Regions from separate parts of the Homo sapiens genome. Here region 1 is linked to region 2. A link is an interaction called in ENCODE POLR2A ChIA-PET data of the cell type or tissue named here. Cell type or tissue: IMR-90. All regions are shown on one strand. Links, peaks and the distances in the headings refer to the core of each region. The heading gives the core; the rest is flanking DNA.

What was found. Peaks named below come from ENCODE experiments on the same cell type or tissue, not always from the same donor. Only the 100,000 strongest peaks of a DNase experiment are listed, where the experiment ranks them.
Region 1: POLR2A ChIA-PET joins it to region 2 with 7 read pairs; 1 of 35 experiments calls an interaction of 5 or more read pairs at or near these places.

Annotation. Positions count from the first base shown.
Region 1 is chr5:10,461,163-10,472,589 of GRCh38, reverse strand. ROPN1L (rhophilin associated tail protein 1 like) reads right to left here. Exons shown (of 5, transcript NM_031916.5): 4 at 11,231-11,406; 5 at 7,564-7,742. The coding sequence ends at 7,643. It overlaps LOC124900940, which reads right to left and starts at 11,224. Exons shown (of 1, transcript XM_047417967.1): 1 at 7,749-11,224. The coding sequence starts at 8,620. The coding sequence ends at 7,895. In IMR-90, for the core only: no CTCF peak of the experiment used is centred there; a DNase peak (open chromatin) is centred at 5,079; H3K27ac peaks cover 244 bases.
Region 2 is chr5:9,088,587-9,100,013 of GRCh38, reverse strand. All of the region lies in intron 16 of SEMA5A (semaphorin 5A), which reads left to right. Among named protein-coding and RNA genes, the nearest start is that of MIR4636, 40 kb to the right of the region's middle. In IMR-90, for the core only: no CTCF peak of the experiment used is centred there; a DNase peak (open chromatin) is centred at 5,153.

The sequences.
Region 1 (11,427 bases), core at 3,008-7,007, 1.4 Mb before region 2:
CAACATAACAGTGTCACGTATGTTAGTGACTACTAGCACCTACAACTCTAGACCCATATCCTAATAAGCTTTTTAATCAAAGGAAGAAGAAAAGGGCCTCTCTCTCCCAGCACCAAGCCGAAAAACCCAGAGAAGGCTCTCATCCGTCAAGTGCAGGTCATGTGCCAACTCTCTTGGGCAAATCACTTTGGCCAGGAGGGGAGCACTGTGATGGGCCCAGCCTAGATCACAAGCATTCCCTGTTGGCTACACTCCAAGCCCAAAGAACTCAGACACCAATTCTTTTTCATGATTGGTTGATGGGTGGACTTAATACATAATAAATGCATGGTTGATGGGTGGACTTAATACATAATAAATGCACGGTTGATGGGTGGACTTAATACATAATAAATGCACAAGTGAAAATCAAATGGTAGAAAAAAGTTATACAATGAGACACAGGCAGCCTTCCTCCCAACTTCTCCTCCTTGGAGGTTTCTACCAGTTTTTTCTGTGTATCATTCCAGAAACAACGTATGCACTGTGAGCATGCATATGAATATGTGGAGGTATGAGTCTCCCCCACCGCATCTTCACCCAAATGGTCGAATGGCCGTGTGCTGGACCCCACCATGTCTTCATCGAATGGCCGTGTGCTGGATATTTCAAACTTCTTTGTCTAGCACATTCCTTTAGCCTCTCCTGGCTCTTCCATGCTCTGAGCCCAGCATAGCTGACCTGTGTATCATGAGGCTTTCTTCTCTCCAGATTCTGGTTGTGCTCAGCCAGGACAAGACCCTGATGGAAGATCCCAGGATGGAAGACAAATGGAAGGAGGGTATTTATCCCCCAGTCACCTCCCTGGGGGGATGTGGGGGGTGGCTACCCCTGTACTAAAGCCACAGCTCTCACCAAGAGCCCTCTCCTCAGCCCTGCCATCTCTGTGGATCCCCGCAACAGCTTCTCCTGCACTTTCAGGCTGCGGGACATAAAACCCCACCGCAGCCAGCCCAGGGGCCTGCACCCTCCCTTGTGGGCTCCCCTCAGCCCTCCCCATATCTTAGTAAGCAGTCTCCTTGAAACCTTCTTCGAAAACCCTGTTCCAGTATTCCTAACAGGCCGCCCCACCTACACACTTCCCCAATTGAAAATCAAGGACGGATCAGACATGGTGGCTCACGCCTGTCATCCCAGCACTTTGGGAGGCCAAGGCAGGCGGATCACTTGAGGTCAGGAGTTTGTGACCAGCCTGGCCAACATGGTGAAACTCCGTGTCTACTAAAAAAAAAAAAAGTACAAAAAATTAGCCAGCAGTGGTGGCTTGTGCCTGTGGTACCAGCTACTCGGGAAGCTGAGGCAGGAGAATCTCTTGAACCTGGGAGACAGAGGTTGAGGTGAACCAAAATCACACTACTGCACTCCAGCCTGGGCAATGGAGTGAGACTTCATCTCAAAAAAGAAAAAAGAAAAGAAAAGAGAATCAAGGAACAAATTCTCCCACTCATCACTGTCCCCTCCCCAAGAGCCACTTTACTCTTCACCTTTCCTTTGGAGTTGGGCTCCAAGGCTCTGGAGTCGGACTGCCAGGACCCAGTAACAGTCCCTGCCTTTCCACCCGGGGGACTTTGGACAAGGAAGTGTGCCTCCATAACACAGGGGTAATGACAGCAGCCTTCCCTGCCACTGGGATGAGAACTTAATTAGCTGCAAAACCCGTACGTGGCAGGGGGGCCAGCCCTTAGCAGGTGCTGGGTAAATGCATTTTCACCTAAGCCCGAATATTATCCCAACCCAAATGTCCTTCCGGCCCCGAGGCCCCACGGCCAGGGCACTTCATGGATGCTGTGTGGCTCTCCTGATCACGCCCTGCTAATACTTTACGTGAGATTCAAGAATGGGACTGGGGTTTGAGGTGGGACATGTGCCCAGAAAGCCATTCCATATCCCAGGCCAACTGGCTCCAACTCAGCACAGGAAAGCGTGGGATCCCTGCTCCAACCTCGGGGAAAGCATGAAGGTTCCAGGAAACAGTGGACATCAACCCAACCCCACCTATCCAGTTTCTTTCACCTGTGGGGGCTTCTGGCCTTACCAAAAGCCAGAACGGGGAAATGGGACAGATACGGGGAATGCTGTTGGATGGAAGAGTTGAGAGGGACAGGAGTGTGAGGCCAGGTGGGTGGGCCTGGACCCTGGGCAGAAGGAGGACCTGGCTGCCCCTGGCATCTTAGTTCTAGGCCAGTCCCCTCTAAAGGGGGTTAATCCTACTTCTGTCCACTTCATGGGGTCCTGGTGGGGATCCCCTTCAATAACCAGGGGATTGTACAATTGTACAAATTGTACAAAGCAACATAATAGAGTTGGGATTTTCCTTGGAGGACGGGGGACCTGAACACATTTCATTCTTGAGATGCTAAGGCACAAAGCCGCAGGCTGACAAGGGTTTCATCGACCTCTGAGAATGTTTAAGACTTGAAAAAAATTATTGGCTGCAAATTACGGAAATAGCAAAATCAGACTCAATAAATGATTAATTTCTGTGTTCATTCCTCATTAATTGCTAAATTTAGTATACATAAAAATCTCACTACATTTGAAAACGATTTGTAAGTTAGATTCTCTCACACAATGAGAATTCACAAGTATGTTAGTGATTGCCAAGAAATAACAACTAATCGTAAATTCAATGTGTGACTCTTAGCACAATCATTTCAAAAGCAAATCATTGGCCCTGCCCAGCCACCTCAGAACTCCACCATGCTGGGTAAGCACGTATTTCTGGAGTCATCCCTGCTTTCATTCTTTTCCTATACCTCATAAACCAACAGAAGAAATATACTCCACTTTCTTTAGAGATGAAAAATACAGAAGCCAACAAATAAAGTTAGCTTGAAACCAAATAAGCCACTCGTTGCTGCCTGGACAAAGACTTAAGACACATATTTCAATGGGACAGAGCATTCTTTAAGTCATAAGATAAAACCACTGTCCACTCATCTGCATCTTGTAGCTTTTTCAATTCTGCTTCCCACCACCCCCCTCCCCACACTGCAATTAAGGAAAAGCAGGTGTTTTTCAAAGTCACACCGTATGAATGCCAGGAACTTTTTTTTCTTTTTTTGAGACGGGATCTCACTCTATCGCCCAGGCTGGAGTGCAGTGATGCAATCATAGCTCACTGTGGCCTCAACTTCCTGGGCTCAAGCTATCCTCCCACCTTGGCCTCCCAGGTAGCTGGGACCACAGGCGTATGCCACCACTTCCAGCTGATTTTTTTTTTTTTTTTTAATTTTTTTGTAGAGAAAAGGTCTCACTCCATTGCTAGGGCTGGTCTCAAACTCCTGGGCTCAAACAATCCTCCCACCTTGGCCTCCAGAAGTGCTAGGATTAAGGCATGAGCCACAGTGCCAGCAAACGCTCCATCATCTTCAGAGTTTATTTAATTTTTATTTTTTTAAAGAAAGTTGCTCTGTCGCCCAGGCTGGAGTGCAGTGGCACGATCTCGGCTCATTGCAAGCTCCGCCTCCCAGGTTCACGCCATTCTCCTGCCTCAGCCTCCCAAGTAGCTGGGACTACAGGCGCCTGCCACCACGCCCGGCTAATTTTTTGTATTTTTAGTAGAGACGGGGTTTCACCGTGTTAGCCAGGATGGTCTCGATCTCCTGACCTCGTAATCCACCCACCTTGGCCTCCCAAAGTGCTGGGATTAGAGGCGTGAGCCATTGCGCCCAGCCCAAAGTTTATTTTTAAAGTGACTTCAATTGGAAAAATTGTCTTTGACTCTTGAGGTGCTAAATCCAGATGTGGCCTCCTCTCCACGTGATAGCAAATCTCCCATTATTGTACTGGAGCCCCTATCAATCCCGTTAGGGTCCTCAGGCACCTCCTCCCATGTTCATTGCAGCAAGGGAGTTTCTGCTGTTCTCCTCCCAGAGCTACTTTCTTCAAACACACCAGCCACCTGAACAGTTTATTTTATTCAACATCTTGACCAGTTAATGATATTTGCAATAAAGTTTGTAGTTATTAAATAAACCATTTGAGTTACCCCCTAAAGACAAGCAACAATCTGACTGAAAGCCCAACTACCTATGGCTATTTTAACAAGAAATAACTGCAGGCTATGAAGGGGAACATAGATGATTCAGCCTTGTAACAAGAAGAGTCAAAATCAACAGAATAGGGAACGTGTTTTCCTTGATGAGAGGAAGCCCTCTGCCTGAGTATTCTGGGATTAGGAATCCGGTTTATGAGGCACAAACAATCCACTTTTTGCTCACAGAAGCATGGCACATTAATCAGGTGTTAGAGCAAGATATTTAAAGCTCCCCCACTAAATGGCATGGAGAGTGATCCCCCTTTATGTTTTGTTAATTACAAAATTAGCTCATCTTCCACCCATGATGGAGCTCGGCCTCTGGGCACTTGGAGCCCCAATGGTGACAGTCAACCGTGAGGCAGGGACAACCCCTGGGGGCTGGAGCTGAGCCGAGAGTGACCAGGAACCAGACGAAGACCCCCAACTGTGCTGGGGGAGGGACAGGGACAGAGCGTTAAGCAGGAGACTCCGATGTGTGGGTGATCTAAGGGCTGTGCGTCTGAGTCTCATGCTGAGCCGGCCAGTGGCCCAGCACTCAGGGGACGGGACCTGGGTGCCCACCTCCACTCTGCTCCAGACCCAGAGTCCACGCTAAGGAGTGTTCTGAAAACCTTGGGTCTGGCTGGGCAGATGAGTGCTTATCCTCCGAATGAGGCCTTGGCATTTTGGTCACTACTCTGAGACGACACAGGTGTTCAGACGGTGTCATGAAAGGAAAAAAGAAACTTGGGACCCCAGTTCACTCTGCCAGAAGGAAAACAAATGAAGCTGCAAGCTGAGTCATGCAGGAAGCTGCCTTTCCTTTTGCTCCTCAGCACAGAGCTACAGAGAAAAAGTTAAAATCTCCTCAGGTAGCAGCTCTGGGTTCACCTTATCTTGGGTGAAGCGCAGATTTACTGAGCACGAGACCATAAGATACATAACTGACGATTCCCTGTCTGCAACTTTTCCCTTGCAGCCTGTGGATTCAGTAATGACCACATCCTCCCCTCCCGCCTCCAGACCGCTTCTCCCCTTTCAACAGTGAAGCCCTGGAAATCACCCTTGGAGAAAGGCACAGACCACAGACTGCCTCTGTGATCCCGTGGTTTTGTTCTTCCAGGCACGTCCTTAACCTTGGCAAAATAAACTTCGAAGTTGATTGAGATCTGTCTCACATACTTTTTGGTTTTGTGTCAACTAGACAAGGCCAGTTTGTGTTTTGTTTTGTTTTGTTTCTGGTTTTTTTTTTTTTCTATTTACATTTCTTTTTATACCTGTAGAGCCAGTGCATGTTTCTATGGGAAAATCTGTTTGAACTTCAGAGCCCTCACTTGCCAAGTCAGGCTAAAACCATTCTGAGGGCTGGGAGAAGTAATGTGGCGCGGAGGAACTTGAGTCCCCACCAACAAAATTGACAAGGTGAAGTCGGAACCCCCAGCAACTCAGACTGTGATTGTATTTGGAGACAGGATCTTTAAAAGGTAATTAGGTTAACATGAGGTCATTAGCATGGGCCCTAAAACAATATTACCAGTGTTCTAATAAGAAGAGGAAACGAGGACACGGAGAGGCACAAGGGAAGACCATGTGAGGACCCAGGAGGAGGACAGCAACCACAAGCCACGGAGAGAGGCCTCCGGAGAAACCAGCCCTGCCAACACCTTCACCTTGGACTTCTGCTTCCGAAACAGTGAGGAAGTGTTTCTGCTACGTAAGCACTGGGTCTCCGGTGCTTCGTTCTGGCAGCCCTCACCGATTCATACAGAATGCTATTTCTCCTTCTATGACCAAGTCATTCCCAAGAAAACCCACTTTTTGAGACAAAAGCCTTTTCAAGGGACAAAGGCCAGGACTTGTTCACCAGCAGGGACGGGCCTCATCACACCCATGCTGCCGCGCGTCTCCACACTTCATGCTTTTTATTACTGAAACACCACATGCCTTTTTGATTGAGTGAAAAGCTGTTCCTGATTTATGCTTTATACATTCAGATTTTCACGTTGGAGTTTATTTACGGTGATATTCACCTATGCTCGGGCTTACAAAACTCGTCTTCAAATGTCTTTTCTTGAGCCCAGTGATGCTGTGTTGCACGCTGAGCTGGTCAGCATTGGGTGAGATTCTCTTGGTAAACGTGGGCAGCCTCCAGGGTTAGAGGAGGCAGGGGCTTCATTTCCCCTCCCCATCACCTCCCAACAAGATAGTCACAGTGAAAGCACGTCTCATCCCAGATGCTGCCAAATGGACACTTAGCAAGCTGTCCCCAAAGTCGTCATGTAATCTGTCCCTCTAAGTTTTAGAGGGGCCCACACTCGCTCCTTGGGCCCCCCAGACAGGCATTCGCACGAGTTTTCTCCAGGGCCTGAGCCCTGGCCTGGAAGCTAACCTGAAATGTATTCATTGGTATTGGCCTTTTCGAAAACTTTATAAAAGGAAAGCAAATAAAGGATCTTGGATGCTTATTTCCATTCAAGTGGATCACGCTGCTGTCCAGTACATTTCCCCCAGCCACGGACGCTAGGCCAGGCAGCAGGGTCCCTGGGGTCCACCTTTCATAGAAAAGATGCAGCCTCAGCTGCCAATGCCCTTCCCAGGGAGTCTTAGGAGGGGTAGGCAGGGAGCAAAGGGCGAGCCCCTCCACCAGCTTGGAGTCAAGAAGAAGAAAAGCCACTTTGTTTTTTTTTATTTTTAGATGGAGTCTCGCTCTAGTGCAGTGGCGCGATCTCGGCTCACTACAACCTCCGCCTCCCAGATTCAAGAGATTCTCCTGCCTCAGCCTCCTGAGTAGCTGGGATTACAGGTGCCCACCGCCACGCCTGGCTAATTTTTTTATTATTTCTAGTAGAGACGGGGTTTCACCATGTTAGCCAGGCTGCTCTCAAACTACTGACTCAAGTGATCCTCCCACCTTAGCCTCCCAAAGTGCTGGGATTACAGGTGTGAGCCACTGCGCCTGACCAAAAAGCCCCTTTTTTTGTTTGTTCGTTTGTGTTTTTGTTTTTGTTTTTTTTTGAGACGGAGTCTCGCTCTGTCGCCCAGGCTGGAGTGCAGTGGCGCGATCTCGGCTCACTGCAAGCTCTGCCTCCCAGGTTCACACCATTCTCCTGCCTCAGCCTCCCAAGTAGCTGGGACTACAGCACCCGCTACCACGCCTGGCTAATTTTTTTGTATTTTTAGTAGAGACGGGGTTTCACCGTGTTAGCCAGAATGGTCTCGATCTCCCGACCTCGTAATCCACCCGCCTCGGCCTCTCAAAGCACTGGGATTACAGGCGTGAGCCAACGCGCCCGGCCCAAAAAGCCACTTTTCAAACTGCCCAGCCCCACTTCTGACTCTGCAGTCTCCAAATAGATTATTTTCTTAAAAGAGATCATTTTACTGTTATCAACTTCTTACACTTAAGGTCCCTAAAAGACACAGTGAAAAGCAATCATGAATCAGGCCCCACGAAGCAGTCACACTAAATTCCCATTTAGAGAAACACTCACACTACAGAGGTGTGTGATTCAGGGTAAGTTGTATTTGGTGCCAGAATTTTAAAGAGCACTATTTTGACATTAAAATGTATTCTTCTCTGTATTAATGGCCTACATCTTCAGAGTTTTCAATGCTTTCTAAAAGTTTCCTCTTTGGAAAGAAGAAATCTGAAAGACCTATCATGCCGTTCTTCCTGGCGTCTCTAAATTGGAAACAGATAAAGATATTTATTGGTAATTTCTCATCATATACTTAGTAACATTTTTATAAAATGCGATATAATTTAAAAGGTCTACTTTTAAAAACTATTTATGGTTGCTCATCAGTAATTCTTACTTCCAAAAATAAAGCATTCTATTTTCTTGTGCAAAGTGCACCAAAACGTATAATAAATGTAGCTTTATTTCTAGGTGAAAAGATGGGTGCTATATGCATAGGTTTTTCTTTTTTGATGACTTGTGATCTCAGGAAAGTGGTGGGAGAAGTGGCTGCTGCACAGGGTCCCAGTTCTTTGGAGGCTTGGGACATGGATTTGGAATGAGATGGAACCACCCATGTCCCAGGTGGCTCTGTCAGGCGGAGTAGCCGCATCAGAGAGCACAAAAGAAGAGAAGAGGTGCGCGGATCGGGCAGGAGAAGGGGCCCAGCATGACCCGGATGGCGGTGCAGAAGCAGAGGCTGTGGGCACCAGGAGGAGAGCTGGGGACAAAGTACTGTGTCGTCCATGTGACTGCAGACACCAGCCAGGATGGTGTCAAGAATAAGGCGGACAGAAGGGATGGCTTGGGAGCTGCGGTCTTCCACGAGGACAGGAGGGTTGGAGTGACAGTGGATGACAGAGGAAGGAGGAAAAAGAGGGACCATGGAGTCCAGAGGCTCAGCCCATGGTGGGCAGAGGGGATGTGAGTTTGAAGGAAGGAGAGGAAACGATGTGGAAGGGACAAGGAGACGAGGACGGCTGGGACAGGTGGGGCAGGGCACAGAACGCAGGCTCCACTGGCACAGGAAGGGAGGCGGAGGCTGGCGGATCACTTGAGCGCCAGCTCCTGGTGCTGTGGCCTGCATCCTAGGTGGCATCATGGCCGGTTGGAAAGGGTGGGAGGAGGGGACAAGACTCTGGGTGGTGATGACAGGCCAGGGGGCTTCTCAGGAGGCTGAGGCGAGCAGGGGTGTGTGCTGTGCCAGAAGGCGGCCCTGGGACCAGCCCCCATTGGTCCCTATCCCTGGCTTACTGTCCTCTTGGCACTGAACATGACCTACTGTCTTAAAATCTGCTTGTCTGATGTCTGTCTGCTCCACAGGGCAAAACTCCAGGGGTCAGGGCGTGACCTGTTCACTGACTACATCCCCGGCACCTGCGCCAATGCCTGGCACAGAGCAGGTGCTCAATAAACTGTACTGTGGGCAATTCGAGATGAGAGGTGTGGGGCTCAGGGACAAACCATAACCAGCACTTGGGGGGCAGTGGTCCCAAGGGGAAGTGCCGGGAAGACCTCAGGGACCCCATCTCCCTTGGGGCTGGAGCCTGGAGGACCTGGGCCCTTTCCTGCCCTTGCACCTAGAAGGCCCTTTCTTGCTGTTAACCAGGCTTACTCTGCAGCACCACAGCTCCCCGGACCCTGCGGTTGTCACCACCACCTCTGCCCACCCCACCAGCCCTGGGCTGCTCTCTCTGCCTCCCCATAGGTAGTGCAGGGTGCAGAGTCAGCACCCAATGATGGTTTAGGGAATGAACAAATGAGAACTTCCGCAGGACCCAAGAGCTTTGTTCCTTTTTACTCTGCATCTTGTCTTTAAAGGGAGGATTCATTAATCTTGTTTAAAAATGTTACAGGTGATCAGAACACTGGACAATATATTCCAACGTTAGCTCCAAGTCATGCTTCAGAGCAGAACCAGCCTTACATCACATGCAGCCTGGTGCAAATACAACATAACATGCAATGTGTCGGGGTCATATAGCAAGTTCATCAGAGTGAGAATTGCGTGGCTGATGTCAATGACATCCTCAAGTTTCTGCAAATGATCCTGCATCCGTGGCACTACTGTCAGGAGGTCCACCAGCAGTAATCCATGTCTACGTTTCATTGTGGAGAAATGAATTCTATCTCACTTTTTAAGTTATTATTATTATTATTATTATTATTGTTGTTATTATTTGAGACGGAGTCTCGATCTTGTTGCTCAGGCTGAAGTGGAATGGCACAATCTCGGGTCACTGTAACCTCTGCCCCCCCAGGGCTCAAGAGATTCTCTTGCCTCAGCCTCCTGAGTAGCTGGGATTACAGGCACCCACCACCACACCTGGTTATTTTTTTAGTAGAGATGGAGTTTTGCCATATTGGCCAGGCTGGTCTCGAACTCCTGATCTCAAGTGATCCACCTGCCTCGGACTCCCAAAGTGCTGGGATTACAGGCGTGAGGCACCGTGCCCAGCCTCTATCTCACTTTTTAACATGCTACAATTTAGTACCACCTGACATGCTGTACATAGGAATCAGGATAGATCTGGGATAAATGAGTCTTAATGACAAGATACATTCTCTCCCTCTAAAGTCTAAAAAAACCTGAGCCTCAGCCCACATGGGTGGGAGCCACGGGAGAGGTCGGGCTCCCTTCTGAGGTGCTGCTTGCTTTCGCTGATGGCCTTTGATCTGCGGCTCCACTTACACACACCCTGAATACTATCAGGTGTGCCTAAACCTTCTGCCAAACACGGGATTCGTTGGGACAAAGTTATTGCAGACAAGGGATGTGATATTGTGAAATATATATTTGGTCTTCAACCCCCGCTCCTGGCATACAAGTAAAATCTGTGGAATCTCCAAAGTGAGTTCTTTCTTTATGCTTGTGATTGGCTGATGGCCCAGGTAGCTTCAGGATGGGGCTGGTCACTGGAGAGCCCAAGGCAGGATTAGAGGGGTGGGACTTTCAGCCCAGCCCAACCTTGGAGGTGGGGAGAGGGGCTGATGGCTTAGGTGATCACTATTGGCCAATGATTTAATCAATCACAAAGCTTCCAGGAAAAAGAAACCCTAAAAGGACAGGGCTTAGAAAGTTTCCCGGAAGCTAAACACATCGAGACCAACAGGAAGGTGAACAAGAGCTCATTTGCGGGCAGGGAGGGGATGTACCTCAACTCCATGGGGGCAAAAGCCCCCATGCTCCAGACCCTTCCAGACCTTGCCCTTTGTCTGTCTTCCTCTGACTGTTGGTAGCCTTTAAAATATCCTTTGTAATCAAATAGTAAACATGAGTGTTTCCCTGAGTTCTGTGAACCATTCTAGCAAATTAATTGACCCAAGGAGGGGTTGTGGGAACCCTGATTTAGAGCCAGTCGGTCAGAAGCACAGGCAAAATAACCTGGGGCTTGCAACTAGCATCAGAAATGGGGCAGGGTGGGGGCAGTCTTGGGGACTGAACCCTCAACCTGTGGGATCTCAGGCTATCTCCAGGTAGACAGGGTAGAGACGGAATGAGAATGCACAGCTGGTGTCTGCTGCAGGACCACTTGCTTGCTTTTTGGTGAGGAAAAACCTCCACACATTTGATCATAGCAGTCTTCTGTGTTGATTATTGTTGTGGTGAGAGAGCAAAGGAAAAACTGAGTTTTTCCCTACAAGGGGGAAGTGAAACAGGAAATTCTCCCATGGTCAACATACCTGAATCCTAGAGAGGGTGCATACTTACATATTTTCCTTTAGAGAGGCAAGGTAGGATTCCGTCTCCAAGGGAGACACATCTGAGTCTAATCTGGCCAAGTAGCGGTAAACGTAGGAAAACGTCTTGAAGGGGATGCGAGCGGGCCCGCCCTCCGGATCGTCCGTGAGGATCTCGCACAGGTGCTTCAGCGCAGTGTTCAAGGACTGGGAGCACCACAGCCAGGT
Region 2 (11,427 bases), core at 3,193-7,192:
TGGGACACATGAAAGAAAAGTCATTTTTCTGGAAAGGTTCTCTCTTCTCCATAGAGAGAGATACAGGACAGGAAGGCCCTTTCTTTCTCTGCACACAGAGTGTCGAGAGTGAAGCTGGAGCTGCTGCCCACTAGCTGGCAGCCTTGAGAGTAGCTAGGTCAGGGAGGAGGAGGACAGGAGCAAAGCAGGGAGACAGAGCTAAGGACACCAAGGGGCTCATCTCCCCAAAATCCACCTTGTTGGGCACAGCCTGATGTGTGAAATCAAAAGCTCTGGTGGCTTCAGCTAGTCTGAGTCAAAATCATTCTAACTGCTTTGTATTTCCCCTCCCCTTTGTGGAAGCTACCCTTCAAATACCGTTCAGTAGCTGATGGGGAAAGACATGTCCCTCCTTAATAATTGCTGTATCTGATGGAGATGATCTAGGATTTTCAAGTGACCCATTTCCATGAAAGCTAAAGACATGACCTTGACCTTTATGAAGAAGGTTGCAACCTGAACTCTTCCATTGCATTGTGGTTGTAAAATCCATTCACTTATATTTCCCAATATTCTTCCGTAAAGGGAATAATTGATCTCCCTTGCTGAAACTGGATATTATATCTTCACAAACACTGGAATGCAAAGTTTGTTTTCTTTTTTTTAATAAAATATCTCAGTGAAGAGCTTGCAAATATGAAAGATTGTCAAAGTGAAAATGCCACATGTTGTTAAAGGATGCTTAAGCTTTTTGAGAAAGTTAATATCAGTACACAAAATTGAGTGGTACAGCAGATGGCCACAAAAGTATAAGTTTTCTAAAATTTGGCACTGAAAGTTTCGCAATCAAGCTTAAGAATGATGTATGGCACAGATGGAGAGAAAAGAAAAATGATGGATTATAGGAATTAATCCATCAAGAGTCTGCCTCTAGGACATATAAATAATCATCTACAATCTCTGGAAATTGCAATTGGTATGGAGATCTGGAATATTTCACAAAAATGTTTTATTTATAATGTTGGAAGACTCTGTTGTACATTTCTATAGTTTTTAAAAATTTTTTATGCCTACAATAATTCAAATACAGTGATTGCAAAGTTAATTGAAAGAAGTTTTCATGAAGAGATTTCCTACTGTAAAAGTGACTTAAATTGTACACACACACACATTTTTCCTTTATAACTTTCCAATAAATTCCATGATAAAGATTATTCAATACTTGATATTAAAATACCTAGAACTTATATGTGGAGACACAATAATAGTATTTCAATTGTAATAATTTCTACTAAATGGCCACAATTTAAAAAATATTTTATAGGCCTACACGAGTAGGCAGTACATGCAGAACAAACAGATTCTGTTAAAGGCATAGCAAATGCTCAGTCAGATGGAACCCATGTCTCTGGTTTTTTAAATGTCAGATTTTTTAACTGTTAAAAATGAGTAATTAAGAGTGACTCTCTAGATTTAAAGTCTTAATAGAAGTTTATTTAAAAACAATCAGACAATATTCTTTTCCAAATGCATCTTCCGTCATTGATTGTAGTGCTGCTGACGGATTTGAGCTAATCAATTGATTATCCATAAAGAACACTCACTGGGCTTTTTAGTCAATTAAATGTTCCCTTCAAATTGGACACATGTTTTTGGTCAATTTCTGTAGCTCACCTTGTCTACTTCTGATTCTACCGAGCACTTGCTACTGAAATTAAAAGACAGTAGTCTCCTGGAGTAGTGTTGCTTGTTCATTTTATTTATTTATTTATTTATTTATTTATTTATTTATTTATTGAGACAGAGTCTCACTCTGTTGCCTGGAGTGCAGTGGCATGATCTCAGTTCACTGCAACCTCTGCCTCCCATGTTCAAGTGATTCTTCTGCCTCAGCCTCCCGAGTAACTGGATTACAGGCACTTGATACCACAGTCAGCTAATTTTTATGTTTTTAGTAGAGACGGGGTTTCACCATGTTGGCCAGGCTGGTCTTAAACTCCCGACCTCAAGTGACCCACCTGTTTCAGCCTCCCAAAGTGCTGGGATTATAGCCATGAGCCACCACACTCAGCCCTTATTTTTTAAAAAGAGATTTGGCTATCCAGCCAACTTAAGTGATGTACTGATGTTGTCCCTCTTACCAACAGCCAAGTACTCCCTTTTTGTGTTGTGCAACTTGTAGCATCAAGGCTGGGCTCTTGTATTCATTTGCATCTTTGTATAGCTCATTCTACCTTTTAAAGTCCTATTTCAGTCCATCACCTTGTTGTACAGGCTGGGCCATGGTTCCAGGAGACATTCCATGCCATATGGCACTTGGGCCATGACTGAGTGAGAGTAACACTCTCCCCACCCCAGGATCCCAATCTGAAACCTGTGGGTCTAATTGATATTAGCTCTGCTCATTCAATGTACAGAAAAGGTGGAGATCACCTGAGACATTACCCATTGTAGGTTCCATATTGCAGAGGCCAGCATATTGCCTCTCAGCAGACTCATTTCCAATACCTTTCTAAAATGAAGTAAGTAGAGAATTGAACAAAAAGCTTCAGAGACATACATCTGCTCAAAAGATATTGTCATCTCCTTAATTGACTATGCTGCTTATGGCGTGGTCTTCATTTGGTTTGTTCAGGTTCAAATCCCTGCATACATCATAGTATTAAGAGAGGTTTACCTGAGCTCACACTCTGTACCTAGAATCTGAGCATTTTGGTTTTTTACCCATTTTTATTCCACCATTTATTTAATAAAGAATAAGCTTCTACCCTGTGATGGACTCTGGGGATACCAGTGTAAATAAGGGAAGTGTGGTCTCTACTTAAACCTGGGGCAGTATTACTACTTGTGAGGCTTAAATCAAAATGCTCTGGGTACCTGTCTTTTATTTACATTGTTTTGGTGTGTTGATGCTACTGTTCACAGTATGCTTTTTCCCCCCTCTTTTTAAAGTAAATTTTATCGTGTATATTTAAGATATACAGCATGATGGTAAAAGGTACATATAGTCATATGATTACTATAGTGGAACAAATTAATATATCCACCTTCTCTCATAGTTACTCGTTTTTCCTCTCTATGATGAAAAGTCTACTGTTTTTTCATCATAGAGAGTACCTGTCCTAACAGGCGTAAGGTGACATCTCATAGTGGTTTTGATTTGTGTTTTCCTGATGACCAGTGATGTTGAGCAGCTTTTCATGTACCTTTTGGCTATTTTTATGTCTTTGGAGAAATTTCTTTTCAAGTCCCTTGACATTTCTTAATTGGGTCATATATATTTTTTTTATCATGTTGTATGAGTTCTTTATATACCTTGGATATTAATCCCTTATCTGATGTATACTTTGCAAATATTTTTCCCAACATGTAGGTTGCCATTTCATTTGGAAACAGCTTAAGTGTCCATCAATAGATGAATGGATAAAGAAGCTGTGGGACACACACACACACACACACACACACACACACACACACACAGTGGAATATTATACAGCCTTAAAAATGAGATCCTGTGATTTGTCACAGCATGGATGGATGTGGCACACATTATGCTAAATAAAATAAACCAAACAAAGAAAGAGAAATAGTGCATTATCTCACTTAGATGTGAAATATAAAAAACAAAAGGTCTCATATATGGAGAGAGAAAATAAAACAGTGGTTGTTAGGTTGGCAGGAGAGTGCAGGGGGAATGAGGAGATATAGGTCAAATAACACAAAGTAGCAAATATGTAGAATGAACACCTTGAAAGACCTAACGTATAACATTAGGACTATAGTTAATGATGGTGTGTTGTATTCAGAAATTTGCTACATGAGTACACCTGTTAGGACAGGTACTATAAAAAAGACAGGAGATAACAAGTGCTGGTGAGGGTGTAAAGAATGTAGATTGTACTCTGTTGGTGGAGATGTAGGCCGGTACAGCCAGTATGGAAAACAGTGTGGAGATTCCTTAGAAAATTAAAAATAGAATTACCATAGGACCCTACTAGCCGTCTTCTGGGCATATACCCAAAGGAAATTAAATCACTACCTCGTAAAGCACCTGCTTTCCCATGTTCACTGTAGCATTATTTGCAATACGCAATATAATCTTAATACCAATGTTCAATGAACAAGAATGAGGCATGCTATAGGAACAGTTCACATGTTTATACAAATGCAGCCAGAGACTTTCAAAATATGTTTTGATTGCATTATACTCGTTTGGTTTGCCTCATGGCAAACCATGCTTCCTTTGGTAGAAGTGACAGAAATGCTTAATTATATCAACAATATGTTTTAATTTGTGTTTTGCTTAAGATTTGCAGTTTCCATTTTTAAATTATTTCATCGGAGTGCCTCCAATGGTATTACTGAGCATGTGTCATTTCAGTTGTTAAAACAACTTGCACACATAATAATTTTTGAGGCAACTTGTAATTAAAGAAGAAACAACAGGTGTTGGAGTGTGAAAAATTATTTCAAAACATTGACTATTTTTTATAGATTCCATTGTTTCTTTCTTCCCAAACACTATCCCTTTAGTAATCCTAAAAGTTTTTAAGAACTGGAGCCTAGTTCAGATCTCTTCTACGTGAATGTGAGAAAGGGCACAACAGCGGCTACTATATTTTTATTTTTAATTTTTTTATGATACTTTAAGTTCTGGGGTACATGTGCTGAATGTGCAGGTTTGTTACATAGGTATACACGTGCCATGGTGGTTTGCTGCACCCATCAACCCATCATCTACATTAGGTGTTCCTCCTAATGCTATCCCTTCCCAGCCCCAGACCCCCACCGACAGGCCTCAGTGTGTGATGTTCCCCTCCCCATGTCCATGTGTTCTCACTGTTCAACTCTCACTTATGAGTGAGAACATGTAGTGTTTGGTTTTCTGTTTTTGTGTTAGTTTGTTAATATTTCTAAAGAGGAATACAAGGTTATATTTAGAAGCCTTCAAAATATGTCAATATAAGTAAATAAATAGCTGGTTTTCTCTGTGGCCTGATAGTGTGCCACAGTAACTGTCATTTCTGAACACTTGTCCCTTCATTTCCCTCCATGGCATATTTTTTTTTCAAGATCTATTTGACTTGCAGAATCTCGTGAGGTTCTACTGTGGAAGGAAGAGTTGCAAAGAACACTCTTCACATTCCATGTCACATTCCTACAGTATTTTATAAGCCGTGCTGCATGAGAAAGTAACATCCCACACACTATTATTTGGCATCTTGCTTCTATCATGATGTAAAGTGTTTTCCACATCTGTTTCAGTCTATCCTAATCCCACGAAATTGCCCTATTTGAGATTATTAGAAAGCAATCCTCGAAGGACCTCTAATGTCATTGTGTGAGAAAAATGACAGTGACTGAAAGAAGGACTGTGAAATCTGTCTTATAAAATTATTCGGGCTCCGCACATAAAGTCAGAAGCTCTGGAACAATAAGCCTCTCAAACTCAAAAGAGAGAGATACAAAATGGCAGAGGCAGACAGATGGAATCCAGACATTTAGAGGAGCCTCTGACATTTGCTGGGCAGTTTTCATTATGAAGCTCATTTAATTGGTTTATTTCTCTTATCTTCTTGCAACTGCTAATAGCTTTCAGTAATAAGGCCTTGACGTCTGAAACTGAAGAGGAAGAAAGAAACTCTGCCTGTTACATGCATCATCTTTGATCATTAATTTCTCTAATGCTTGGTGTGATCTCACATGATACTGTTCATTTGAAATAATTTTGCATGTGGAAGAAAAGAAAATTCTCAATGACTTCAATGACTGATTCATGTCTGTGGTACTATACTTTGCAGAATTTTCAGATCTTTCATCTATGTATTTAGTCAATGAAAACATGTTGACTACATACTGTGTGTAAAGAATTGGTGCAAGGGAACCCATGTAGATGGATACAGTAAACTTTCTCAAGGAGCCTCCTTTCTGGCTTAGGAGAAAAAAACATAATTCAAATTGCTAAATAATAACGAAGTAATAAATGCCATCAGAGCAATTATGAGAGAACACTGAGTGGAACATGAGGAGGAGGAAGTGAGGGTCAAGGGCACCAACAGGTGTGGAGGGTCAAGGGCACCAACAGGTGTGGGCAGGACTCGGCCAAGTTAAGAGGAGGAGCTTCCCTGAAAGTCTCTGTGTGCAGGCTGTGAACCCAAGGACATGGGATTCACACCTAACACTGGAAGCACAGTCACTTGTGGGCTACAGGATGTGTACAGGGATGCGGCAAGGGACAGATCTGGAAAGTGAGTAGTCATCATTCCTGAAAGGGCTTGAGTACCAGGCATGGGGGTGCACAGTCATTCGGTTTTTTTTTGTTTTGTTTTTTTGTTTTTTTTTGAGACAGAGTCTCACTCTGTCACCCAGGCTGAATCTCAGTTCACTGCAAGCTCCGCCTCACGAGCTCAACCGATTCTCCTGCCTCAGCCTCCCGAGTAGATGGGACTACAGGCGTGCGCCACCAGGCCCAGCTAACTTTTATATTTTTAGTAGAGACGGGGTTTCACCATATTCGTCAGGCTGGTCTTGAACTCCTGACCTCGTGAGCCACCTGCCTCAGCCTCCCAAAGTGCTGGGATTATAGGCATGAGCTACCACGCCCGGCCATTCAGTTCTTTTAGCTTGCTGTCACAGTTGCATAATTAGACCTGTACCAACTTTCTTGGGTTAAAATTTACACAGTAGAACTCTGTTAATAATTCAAAAAATATGTTACATCATGTTTTAAATTATTTTTTCTTACAGGGAAGAAAGCATGTTGATCTTACTATCTAAAAGAGGGAAGCTATCTGATTGTATATACATACATAATGTTATGGTTTCAGATATATGTATGTAGCCATATTCTCCTTTCCCACAATCATTCTTCAACTTTAGTTACAACTTCCTTCCTTATCACAATTTATTTACCTTAGTAAGTACTCCTAATCTTAAAAAACTCAATTTTAAGTTTAATGTTTCTTCAAAATAAGTTATATAAACTTGGATTTAGTTCAATTTCAGAGAAGAAATTTCCACTACACTATTAGATGAACTAATTTGTTTCAAAGCTTACTAATACTAAAAAATGACATTTTATGATTTTACAATCAGGGACAATATTTTTTTCACTATTGTTTTCTCAACACCTTGCAGAGTGTAGGGTAGTGAATAAATGAACCTAGTTATTTAATGTATGTGTGATTTTTTAAAAAGGTAATGGCAATTTGGGAAAAGAGTGTCACCACCTTTCCAAATGAAGTGATTATTCTTGTGTATTATATTGTTCTTATCTACTCTTGGGTTCATTCTTACTATCTCTTACAATGCAACACATTTTGTGTTCTCATTCAAAGAGATTCTTCACACTAAAATGGAGCTACTCTTAGTCCACATTTAACTTTTCTTTCCATGATATTTGCTTATGAACATCTCATTTCCTGTTCATATTCTTAAATTATTTCAAATTCTTTCTAATTAGCTTTGCAGGGCTGCTCCAAATGGTAAAATGTTAGCACTGAAACTCCGTGTTCCTGCAGTAATAGTGTACAGTCATTAAAATTGGTTTTGATATTAGGTAATACTTGGCAGGGATCTTCCAGGACCTTATCAGGTCCCCACAGGCAAGAATTGATTGAGCACATGCAACTATTATAGAGAGCCTCATTAGAAAAGAAATCTGAATCTCATACTTTAAAATGGTGCGAATTCCAATATTTGAGCTTCCTCCTGTAAATAAAATTGTAAACATAATGGCCTTGAGCCCTTTTGGGGCCATCACCCTGTGCATTCGACAAATACAGTCTTATTTCCCATGCTGCACCTCATGCACATCAACCCCAGTCTAGTCATCTAGTGCAGCTTAGTTGTCTCACAATAAGCCTGGAACAACCATGAGTATGAGGCATCGCTCAGGATGCAGCTGGGTGGAATATGAATCTGGTTGACTTGCTGAGCTTGACCTTAAGGAGCTCTCACTCTGGAATCAGAAAGATCCCAAGACCGAATAATACAGATGCCTGATAGAAAGTATCATAGTTGAAAGCAAGCCACAGGTGTTCAAAGAATGGAAGGATTCAAGCTCATAACTTTAAGCTCCTTGTACATGAGCCAGGCTTCTCTGAAAAAGTCTCATGCCATCATTTGGGTTTTCTTGGGTGGTTACTGAGACTTCAGGAGGTCAGTGCTCAACAGGACTGTCATACAAATGGTGATGCCAAGATGTTTGTTTCAATAAGAGGGGTTGTCATTGGAATTGGCTGAGGCTCTGTTGTTTTCCTAGAATTGTGGTAGTGGCTTGCTTATGGTCCTGAGGGTGCCGCATTATGTCCACTGAGGAGCCCTCATGGTTTATGTGACAGAATACAGGTTGGCCTGTGGGTCTTCAGTAGGGTTGTTGTGTTTTGAACTGCAAATCTCATGAAAACAAATGGGTCTTTTAGCCTGTGTCTTAAACTTGAAATAGAAATAATTCCGACCCATTGTGATTTATGCTGAATTTTGTAAACCACAAATCTAGTGCTTGTAAGGAGATGTACTTCCATGTGTGTGCCTTCCTGAAGAGATTTGGCAGGCTTCTCCTCGGGTGCACATATCTTACACAAACTTCTCAGGACCTACACTGCTCTATCCTTGTCTGGATTGTCATCCTCAGCTCTACAGAGCCCTGTTTTTCTCAGATGTACCCCATGGGTACATCTACAGTATAACAAGATAAATCTGGACAAGGGAAACACCATTTCATTCTGATACAAATCGTTGATTTTTAAAATTCTGACAGTTGGCTTCTATCTTTTACTTCATGTTTTGTGGGGAAAGAAAAGTAATCAATGGACATTGTAAGTTTTTCTAAGTAGACTTGGTTCCTTTTCCCACAACAGAATTTGAAACTTCCATTTGTTGCTTTAGCACTGCTGTTTGTGTAGCAGAGGCCTCTGAGTAGGGGTGACTGTGAGTTTACTGTGAGCTTCTCAGCTTGTGCTTCCTTGGTTTGAGAGGAATCTGAATTAACTCCCAGCCTAAGCACTGAAGGTAAAAATGATAAGCTTTCTACATAACTACTTACAACAGGCCTCCTATTACCAAAGGAGGTTTTACAAGCCTGGCACTTTGCAGACATTTCATTTATATCTCAGTGGAGGACAGATATTTGCTTGGCACAGCTTTACATTATAAATCATGCTCTCGTAACTATCTTAGGGTAAAGTCACTGGTGAACACAAAGTGAGAGGAAGTTGGTGATGCCGGGGCTTTCCTGTGCCCTTCTGTATGAGGGACGAATGGAGACTCTTGGAAAATCGCTTGAGATTCCAAACTCCCCGGTTGCAGGTGCCCTGTCTCTTTGGTTCATCATTGCATCCTCAGGACATTCTCAGTGCCTGGCATAAAGTAGCTGCTCCATGAGTAGTTTCTTAGGCATTGTGTGAAACACATTGGCAGCATTCAGATTAGTGGAGAACTGTCTGTTTCAGGTTTGAGGCCAGCTGCACAGATCAAACAGTTGCACCAGAAGTCCCCCAACCGTCATCATATTTGTAAGGAGACATGCAGAGAAGAGTTCTTTCAACATTTTAAGTTGTATTATCTTTCTCTTCTTTACTTAAACTTTCACGGCATTTTTCAGGGCCACCTTTAGGAGTAGGCAAAGGCATTAGAAGTTAAAGAGCTATCAGCAGATGGAAATGGAAGTTCGTTTTAAAGCGAGGACTTTTGTAGCAGGTTCACCCAAGCTAATATGTCCAGTGCTTGGTTACTGGGTAAATGGAGTTGGGCCTGAGAATTAGAAATAAATGGCATCCAGAGGCATTGCTATCCTGAAAGTGCCTTTGTGTGAAGTAGAACAGGTTTACCCTGCTGAAGGTCCCTTCACCTGGGCACAGAGAGCCCTATTTCAAGACTCAGGGTTTAAGAGGTGATTCTGTCTGAATTTCCACGCTCTCACACAGCTCCTTTTGTGCAGTGTACAGACTGTACAATCTTGTACAGAGTAAATTCATCAGGATTTAAATATAAATTACACATGTATACACACATATTTACATTTCACTTATATTTATATAGTCATATTCACAATATGATATTTATAATGACCAAGTGGAGAATCTTGTAAATAATACATTTTATGTTAACAAGATTAAGAGAGAAAGAATGTTACAATCATTTCAATAGATGTAGAATAAACATTTGATAAGTTTAACACTCATCCTAATATGAATTGTGAGTGAATAATTCATAGAGTGAATGGGAGCTTCTTTCACCTTATGAAGGATACCTATTAAAATCTTACCACAAACATTATCATACTTAGTGATGAAAGGTTAGAAGCCTTTCTGTTAAAGTCAAGAAAAAGCCTAGGATTCCTGCCAGGGCTGCTAGCGTTCAATACCATATTGTACTGGAGATCACAGCCAATTCAATGCAACAAGGTAAAGAAATAAGGGTGGTAAGGTCAAGAGTGGGGATAATTTATCCCAAAGATTCCTTCCAGCCCTCTTGCCTGCATCTCAAAGGTCAGAGGTTATTGGTTAATGACTGGTCATCAAATGTACTGCGATATTCACCCATTGCAGTCTTTGGTGAAAGGTGCCATGCTGAGCCTTTATGGGGGGAGTTGGTGGGGGGCTCACAACTGGATGCACTCCTGGCCTCTGACCCATTTGAACTCTAGCAGATTGATCTTTACCTCTTTTTATCTTTTAAAAGTTGTTTATTGAGTAAAGAGTTATTCAGTATTTTTAAAGATTTTGAACACCATTGAACAAAAGTTATGAAACATTATCCAAGGGATGGCCGCTTGTTTTCTGGTGCATGGATCGCATTAGCGCCATGTCTTACAGAAGAAGTGCTGTGAGGTTTGATCCTTGCCAAGTGCCTGCTGTGTGATAAATAGCAAGTGTCCAGTGCTTGGCCAAAAATAAAGGAATGAGAAATAGATAAGTACAGTCTTCTCAAGTCTCACAGTCTGTTAGGGAGACCCCTGCACAGACAGGTCACTGGATATTGCATCCAATGGTAGCACAAAGAAGGAGTAGTGTTTTCAGGTAAATTTAGGAGAACAGAATCTTACGTGAATGACAGCAGCTCTGGCAAAAGCATGGAGGCCTGAACCCACAGCATTTGTGAGCTATCAGACTGTGCCATGTGGCTAGTATACAGGCCACGGGAGTGGGAGGGGTTAACACAGTGCAATGGATGAGACTTTTCCAAATATCAGAGAAGCTAAGCACTTTGACTTTTATTCTGCTGGTAACAAGAAACTGCAGAAATACAATTAATACTAATTAGCCCAGTGCCTTTGAAACTGGCACCATGACCTGTTCAAAATCTCTTATATGAGAGTGTCCACACTCCTATTTGGATTATAATTTTGTGGAATTCCATGAGTGTGTGTGTGTATATATATATATATATATATATTATAAATGTAGGCTTCCTGCTGCTGCTGTCATTTTTGTCTGCCTGTGTAAA